Regions from separate parts of the Homo sapiens genome. Here region 1 is linked to region 2. A link is a contact called in ENCODE Hi-C or POLR2A ChIA-PET data. All regions are on one chromosome and are shown on one strand. Each heading gives the region's core, a stretch centred on a gene start or an enhancer-like site at or near the end of the contact. The rest is flanking DNA. Distances are from core to core; before and after follow the strand shown.

What was found. Hi-C counts contacts between places; a loop is a spot of excess contacts on that map. ChIA-PET counts read pairs that join two places held with the same protein, here RNA polymerase II (POLR2A). Pooled maps may share reads with other maps.
Region 1: a loop to region 2 is called in a map with no recorded cell type, with 4 times the contacts of the local background. The contact joins the promoter of KCNAB1-AS1 here to the enhancer-like site in region 2. A Hi-C loop is called at or near these places in 29 of 168 maps with a recorded cell type or tissue (A673, B cell, CD4-positive, alpha-beta T cell and 22 more), 37 of 37 single-sample maps with no recorded cell type and 27 of 50 pooled maps. POLR2A ChIA-PET finds 5 or more read pairs at or near these places in 2 of 52 experiments (CD4-positive, alpha-beta memory T cell and GM12878).

Annotation. Positions count from the first base shown.
Region 1 is chr3:156,444,879-156,448,552 of GRCh38, reverse strand. It overlaps KCNAB1-AS1 (KCNAB1 antisense RNA 1), which reads left to right and starts at 1,617. Exons shown (of 3, transcript NR_046618.2): 1 at 1,617-1,768; 2 at 2,457-2,519. All of the region lies in intron 2 of KCNAB1 (potassium voltage-gated channel subfamily A regulatory beta subunit 1), which reads right to left.
Region 2 is chr3:156,514,446-156,518,558 of GRCh38, reverse strand. KCNAB1 (potassium voltage-gated channel subfamily A regulatory beta subunit 1) reads right to left here. Exons shown (of 14, transcript NM_172160.3): 9 at 4,110-4,113; 10 at 3,339-3,459; 11 at 2,195-2,289. Among named protein-coding and RNA genes, the nearest start is that of SSR3, 39 kb to the left of the region's middle. Within about 2 kb of position 2,068, at least 2 of the 41 ENCODE cell types and tissues checked have a DNase peak (open chromatin) inside an H3K27ac peak, as active enhancers do; they include ascending aorta, where a contact is called at or near this core.

The DNA.
Region 1 (3,674 bases), core at 368-2,867, 70 kb after region 2:
CCAGTGTAGGTGGGGTCCACTTTCTACTCCTGAGGAGGAGTTGCCTCTCACAGACAGGACACATCCCCTCCTGCTGGAGAGGAACGGGGCAACAGCCTTCTAGACAGAAGAACTCTGTTTCTATGATTTTATTTTCCACTGTGCTCCACTCCAGAAGAACTAAGGTGACTTGTTAGTTAATATGATTCTCAAAAACCCTCTGTGACAGTTTTCTTAACCATTTTTCTCCCTCTAATGAGAACATGCTTTCCTGAGACCTAGAATGGCATACAATTATTTCACTGTGTAATCTCAAATTAGTGGGATGTTATTTACAAGATGATTTTACTAAACTGACAATTGTTATTTCTAACCTTTTAAAAGAAGGGAGAGTATAAAGATAACTCTTTGAACTATTTTGTGTCTTCTGATTAAACCCCTTTATGGACCAAGGAATATTTGCTTTGAAAACCTGTGTTAGGTTCCTTGGAGTAAATCTACCATAGCACAGAAAAATGATGGATGAAAGGTAAAAAGAAGAAAACTGCCCACCACACACATCTATCTTGGTTACCTCATTATCGTTTGGTGATTATCAGGGTAATTACTTCTTGCGTACTCATTCAAAAAACATGTTTACCATTTAAATGACTGCCTTGCTTGGAGTATAAAGGATATTTAGACATTTAGATGAGATCATTTTAATATCTTACATCACCATAGTGCAATTATCAAAACCAGGGAATTAACATGGGTACAGTACTAATACAATAGATCTTTTTGGAATTTCATTGTCTTTTTTTCTCTTCCAGGATCTTAAGCAGCATCCAACATTGCATTTAATTGTATGTTTTCTTAATCCACTCCAATATGTGACACTTCCTCAGTCTTTCCCTGTCTTTCATGATGTAGACACTTTTAAAAGTACTCATCAAGTATTCTGTAGAATGTCCCTTAATTTGGGTCTAAATCATCTTAAGGTTATAAAATTCTATAGTGCAGGTTGGTCTCCCTATGGTTTGAATATATTATTATAGCTATCAAGAAGAGAATATGTAAATGCAATTATAATATTAATATTTATTATGCCACAGTTAACATTTCCTCACTTTTTCATTCAACAAGTATTTATTGAGTCTACCGTGTGCCAGGTGTTGTACTTAGTTTATTGGGATGCAACAGTGAACAAAACTGGTAATTATTTCTCCCATCGTGAAACAGATATATGGGTAAAGAAAAAGGAATAACAAAAATAAGTTAAATATATAGTGTTTATAAATGTTAATTTTACAAATAAATAAAATGTAAAATAAAATACATAATGTTGACTGATGAATGTTAGAGAATCAATTTTATAAAGCAGGGATAGAGTATATGAAATGTCTAGGAATCAGTATTGAAATTTTAGATAGGGTGGCCAGATAAGATTCACTAAGAAAGGAGCTTTCAAGAAAAGACCTAAAGAAAGTGAAGGGGCTCACCAGGCGCTTATCTGGAGGGAGAGTGTTCCAGTTGCAGGGAGCAGTGAGGTAGGGGCTTGCTCAACATGAGCAAGGACAAGGAGGAAGCCAGTGTGGCCAGAGAAGAGAAGGTGAGGTTCATGGGGGCCAGATCATGTCATGTCAATCATAGGAAGGACCTAGGAAAGGCTAGTGAATAATTTTGAATACAGAAGTGACACAATCTGACTTTCTTTTAAAAGGAACACTCTGCTATTGTGCTAAGGATAGACTGCAGAGGCGAGGCTGAAACATGGGGGACCAGTTAGGAGGCTGTTCCCATAATCCAGGTGAGACATGACAGTGGTTTGGTCCAAGGTGGTGGTAGTGAGGATGGCGAGGAGTGGTTGAATTTTGGATAAATTTTGAAGGGGAAGCAATAGTATTTACTGGTGTAAAAGGATGTGTAGGGTGTGAGAGAAGGTGAAACCTCTAGGAGAACACCAAGGTCAGAGTATGGGGAGAATGGAGAGCCAATTCAACACATTTCAATATAGATTTAATGATTTTAAGTTTGGTAAACAGAGCACATGTGAACTGCAGCTTAATATAGTCAAGACTGACCAAATGTAGTCATAATTGAGAGACATTTCATCTATTTTGAGGTGTTAATCTGTTACGTCACTAAAGAATTTAAGATAAGAGGTTCAAACCCTAGGTCACATTGAAATTAAGCAATACACCAGGTAAAATTAACATGTTCAATGTCTCAGTTGTATAGTATAACCCCCAAAGAGGAGTGGAACTGGAGGTGGGAGCATCCCTCTAAATTGCGTATCCAGCAAGAAATAGGTGTAAGCCCAAAACTAGAGTTGATGTGGAGGAGGGAGCCCTAAGCTGTTGGCCACCACCTGAGATCCTTAAGCTCCAGGTCATTACCCTGGTGAGCATGTTCTCCTTTGAGCTATGGGCTGAGCCTTCCACTGAAAATCTAAACCTTCCCCATGCCTTTATGTCCAAATTCTACTTATTTTTCAGGACCCAGAACTCCAGCTTCAGAGTCCAGTGCTGCTAAGCCATAGTTTCTTAGCACTTCCCCTGGTGAGTTAAAGTATGTCTTGCTACATCATTAGAATTTTTTAGGTTCTCTTGCATTAACTCTGTGACTCTGAGAAACCTCCAATCTCTTGATTTCTTGTTTCCTTATGCACAAAATTAGGAACCTTGAGCTTCCTTCATCTCTATTATTTCATGATTCTATGGTTTCTTTGAAAGGAGAAGAAGTCATTCCATTTACTCTTCTCCTACCATTTTGAACTAACTGCTATTACCATATTGACCACACTATATTGTAACCGCATAGTTTATTTTTGGCTGTGACTTCCTCATTAGACTGCAACTATCCTGAGATCAGGGACTAAGTTTAAGTTTAATTTAAATTTTAAATTTTAGCCATTGCACTGGAGCCTGGCACAGGGTAAGTGAGTAATAATTGCTTGTTCAATCAGTAAGCATTCTCACCCTTACTAAGAAAGTGTCTCTAACCAGAGAGCATTTGTGGAACGTTGGTTGTTTTCCTCACTATCTTCAACAAGAGGTTTTTAACCACAACTGCGCATTTGAATATCCTGGGGGGATATAAATGGTATTGCTGACCTGATTCCTCACCACACCCCAGTGAAATCAGAATTTCTGGGAGTGGAATCCTGGCATCAGTATTTTTAAAAGATCCTCAGATAACTCTAATTGCAGTCAGGGTTGAGAACCACAGTTTATATTCTTCTCATACCGGTAGCATCTCATCCTTTTCCTTTGTGCTTTGTTTTGGTTTTTGTTTCAGAGACAGAGTCTCGCTCTGTCACCCAGGCCTGAGTGCAGTGGCACAATCTGGGCTCACTGCAACTTCCGCCTCCCAGGTTCAAGCAATTCTCCTGCTTTAGCCTCCTGAGTAGCTGGGATTACAGGCGCGTGCCACCGTGCCCGGCCAATTTTTGTATTTTTATTAGAGACAAGGTTTCACCATGTTGGCCATGTTGGTCTTGAACTACTGACCCTGTGATCCGCCCACCGCAGCCTCCCAAAGTGGTGGTATTACAGGCGTGAGCCACAGCATCCAGCCCATCCTTTTCTTTACACCCTGACTTGCCTTTCTTCTTCTTTTACTCAATTGCTGCCATCTCTATTTTCCAGAGGTTAAATGACATGCCCAAAGTTTAAATAACTAGTAAGTGGTGGAGTAAAAGCTGGGATTTAAAT
Region 2 (4,113 bases), core at 819-3,318:
TGAACGTTACCAATTTATTTATCTACTTGCCCAGATATCTATCTTTTAATTTAATTAACCTTCCTTCCTTCCTTCTTTCTTTTCTTTTCTTTTCTTTCTCTTTCTCTTTCATGGCATCCTCATTCACTCCAAAGGTTGCTCTGATACTTGCCTCCTTTACTTTTTATTTTTTTGCTCTGGTAACGATACTCAAGTGGCTTTCATAAGTGCACATATATTACTCCGAAAACACTCAGATTGATAATGTAGAGCCTTGAGAGTCTGCAGAGCTCTAAAGAAGCATACTTTGTGATCAGCCACCTTTCATCTGTTGAGAGCTCTTAATGTTTATTGTTAAGGATGTTCCAGTAGATACAGAGTTGACTTTATAAAAGTCACCAATAGAAATATTTCCCAAGCTGCTTTTGGGCTTAGCCACCTTCAAACATTCATTACTCTTTCTTTTTTTCTTTTTCCTTTCACTAGTGAATTTGTGAAAGATTTTTCAGCTGTTTGCAAGCTTTTCTCAAACAGTGATGGAGGTTAGACAATCATGCACTCCAAATACATCATAGCTACTTCTTCCTCCTTTAAAAACCTGGGTTTAAAGAGAAATAAAGATGTCTTTGAGGGAGGCAATTAACTTGAGAGCCAGGAGACCTGGGTTCTAATATCAGCCTTTTCTGTTACGAGTTTATGGTCTTGGATTGTTATTTAAGGTCTTCGTGTTTTAGTTCCTGCATCTGAAAATGGTCTGCCTCTCAGCAGGTTATTGTGAGAACAAACACTCTGCATATATAGAAATGCTTTGAATTTTTCAGCAAGCCTCTGAAAGAACATATGACAACATGCTTAGCTCAACTGACTAAAAGTCACCTGTATCCATTCTGTTTGTGAGAATAAAAGTTGATGAATGAAAACACTTAGCTCAGTGCTTGGCACATAGTAGGTACTTAGTAAAATTGTAATTCTCAGTGCTTCCCTTCTTCCTTTCCTTCCTTCTTCACTCCCTTCTTGCCTTCCTCTTTTTATACCTTCTTTCCTAAGATGCTTTTAGTCTGTCTTTGCTGACTTGTTTAGACTTGTTTCAGAACAATCTTTAATTTTCAGAAGCAAGACCTTATTTAATATTCTAGGAAAATTGTTTTTTGTAATAATACAAAACTAGAAATAGGACCATGTCATCAGGCTTTAGGACGTATTCATGTTGTATTATTTTAGAGAACAAACAAGCAAAAGCTCAACTGTTACACAGAGAAAGGAAAGTCAAAGGCCTAGAGCCTTGAAAATGTTCTGATTAGGGAAGCTCACAGTGGCCACAGCCACAATGATTAAAGGATTGGTGGTTCAGACTTGACTTGAGCTGTTTTCCCAATAATTTAGTGCTGATGGAGGCAAGAAGTTGTGTCAGGCTTATACTTCCTCTTAGAAGGACTCCGGTTTATCTGATTTTTTAAATGCCTGTATTCTCTCTCCCTTGACAATAGAGAGTAATTTGTGATTCTAATGTTATTACACATTCTCTCAAGTTTTTAAAAACAGGCATGTTGTTATTAATAAGGAGAGATTTTTGAGTACTCTCCAATAAATTAGTCATCAAGATGTCCTGAATGGAGGTAATTTTGTGTCAATGATCTTGAATATCTTTTTGCTTCAGAGCAGAATTTAAGCTGCTTTAAGTGATAGAAGCTTTGCTATGTATCTGTCTCCTGAAGTCTTCCCTTCTAACCCACTGCCCCCAACACACAATAAAAAGTGTCAACCATACTCAGCTACAACTTTTGGCCTCATATGGATTAAGCCTTTATGGCTTACACTTTGTTTGTCAAGAAAAGGAAATAATGTAAGAATCCTCTTATATAGAAAAGAGATTTTGCATTTTATCAGTTTCAAATGATGGAATGTTTTCTTTAATATAAGAATAAAAAACAATGTAGGAATTTGAGCCCTGCAAGTCCAATCAGGTCACTGGGCACTTTTTTCCTAGTCCCCAGAAGAAGAGAATATTCAACGCAGTCAGATTATGAAGGACTGACTGATACCTGGCCAGGAGCCAAGACCTCCAGAAGGCTTAGGGGAACCTGCCAGAGGCCACTGGCCTGGACAACACAGTCAGCCTGAGCTGGGAAGCCCTAGGCTGCTGCAGAGCTGTTCTTACCAACCTTCTTCCCTCCTTCCTACTCCCAGGCTTTTTTCTAGACATTGAGAAAAATACCTTCAGTGAAGCCCTGGAACTTTCAGGCACCCCGTTTCCGTATTTTCCTGAGATGATTCCACAGGCAAGTGGAGACCATGTCATTGCGCCAACACCTACAGAAGAAAAAACTTAGAAAGTTGCTTGTGCAAATTGGGATCAAAAGGTGGGTGGCGGTGGGGGCAGTAGTGTTTAAACAGAATTTGGTAGGTTATAGGGAAAAGCTGGCCAGATAAATGAGTTAATATCAGCATGCATTTTTTTCCATTACAATTTAGGAGCTTACAAATTGTGTTTCATTCTTTAATCAGCCAATTAAACATGGACTGTCAGTTCTTGGGAGTGCATATCAGAAAGCCTGAAAAATGTGGCTCATCCACGAAGTTTTGTTGTCCTTGTCCATTTAGTACCTAACATAGTGCCTGGTACACAGCAGGAGCACACACCTGGTACATAGTAAACACTCAATAAGTGAGAGCAATAATAACAATTATTACGGTTGTTATTGAAGTTTTATCTTTTTCTCCTTTTCCCAGAATTTTCCTGCTCATATGAACTTCTGTTTCTTAGGAAGAAAGTTATTTCTGGAAACTTTTGATAAATAAGCCTGAAAATGTGGCTTGTTCATCTTTTCCTAATGTCTAAATTTCTTGGGTATATTATATATAGATATATTTCCCCTGTCTCTGAAGGCATTAGTTCTATCTGCACAAATGTATAGTACCCGACTTAATAGTTGTTGAATTTCCCATTTCTAACTCAGTGCCAGGGCCAGGGTAGTGGATACAGATGTATATATCCATGATTTTTTTTGAAAGGTAGTCATTGTTTACTCGAGCAAGCACCAATGAAAAATGAACTTATTCATTGGTTGTTCCTTTTATTCAGTATGCATTTTTTTTTTGAACACCTGCTGAGTACAGCTGAAATACCAGTCACAATTTACAACTCTGCTTGGCTTTCATCAGTGATACCCTGTAGACTAAATGCAGATTCTGCTACATTTTGATTCTGCTACAATCTCTGGAATGCATGGTTCTTACAATGTCTATGTTAATTAGGGACATTTAGGAAAGCATTTCAATAACACTGTTTTTATTTTTTCCCCGAATCAGTGATCTTTCTCTTGTTAAAAATACTCAGTAGCTTTTATTTTGAAGATTACCTATTTTGTGGTAGAGCTCTGGCAGCTGGACCTCCACTTTCTCTCTCTGGAAAAGATGGTACTCAGCTTGTTCACAGACCGGTGGGATCATATTGAACTGTCTTGCTACAGAATAGGCTTCCTAGGGAGGAATGAGATTACAACCAAATTTATACTGATGAGAAATAAGGCTTCGCTGTAATTTGTATGCATGAGAAATGTTTACTTTGGTGAAATCAGTACAAACCAAGAAACATGTAGGATGCCAAATAATAAGCAAATTTGTCACCACCGATTTCACTAAGAGCAATATGAAAGGTAGGAAACCCTTATTAATTCTTTGGGAGGGTTTGGATTGAGTTAAGTCCAGAGCAAATTAGTCAAGGTGTGAATTGTACACTACGATAAAGAAAATGTAGTTTAACTATTTTTAAGTTCCTAAAGAAATAAGACTTAGACTAACATATAAAAGTATCTGTAATTAGCTTGGTATAAACAGTATAGTTAATACAGTTTTTTATAAGAAAACTAGAATACTCTGTTAATATATCTCATTAGCTGTGAAATTCACTTTACCCTCTTGCCACCAAAGAACACTGTATTCTCTGTTGTATTCTGAACGGATGAGCTCCGGCTCCAATATCCATCTCTGTAATGATGGAATTGATTCTAGAATTCCAGTGCCATAGTGATTGTGAGAAAAGTTTGCAAAAGATCTTGCAATTTATGCATGGCATCTGAAAAGCAATAATAAGGTACTCAATAGCCATTTAAAAATAGAAGTTAAATTACCATG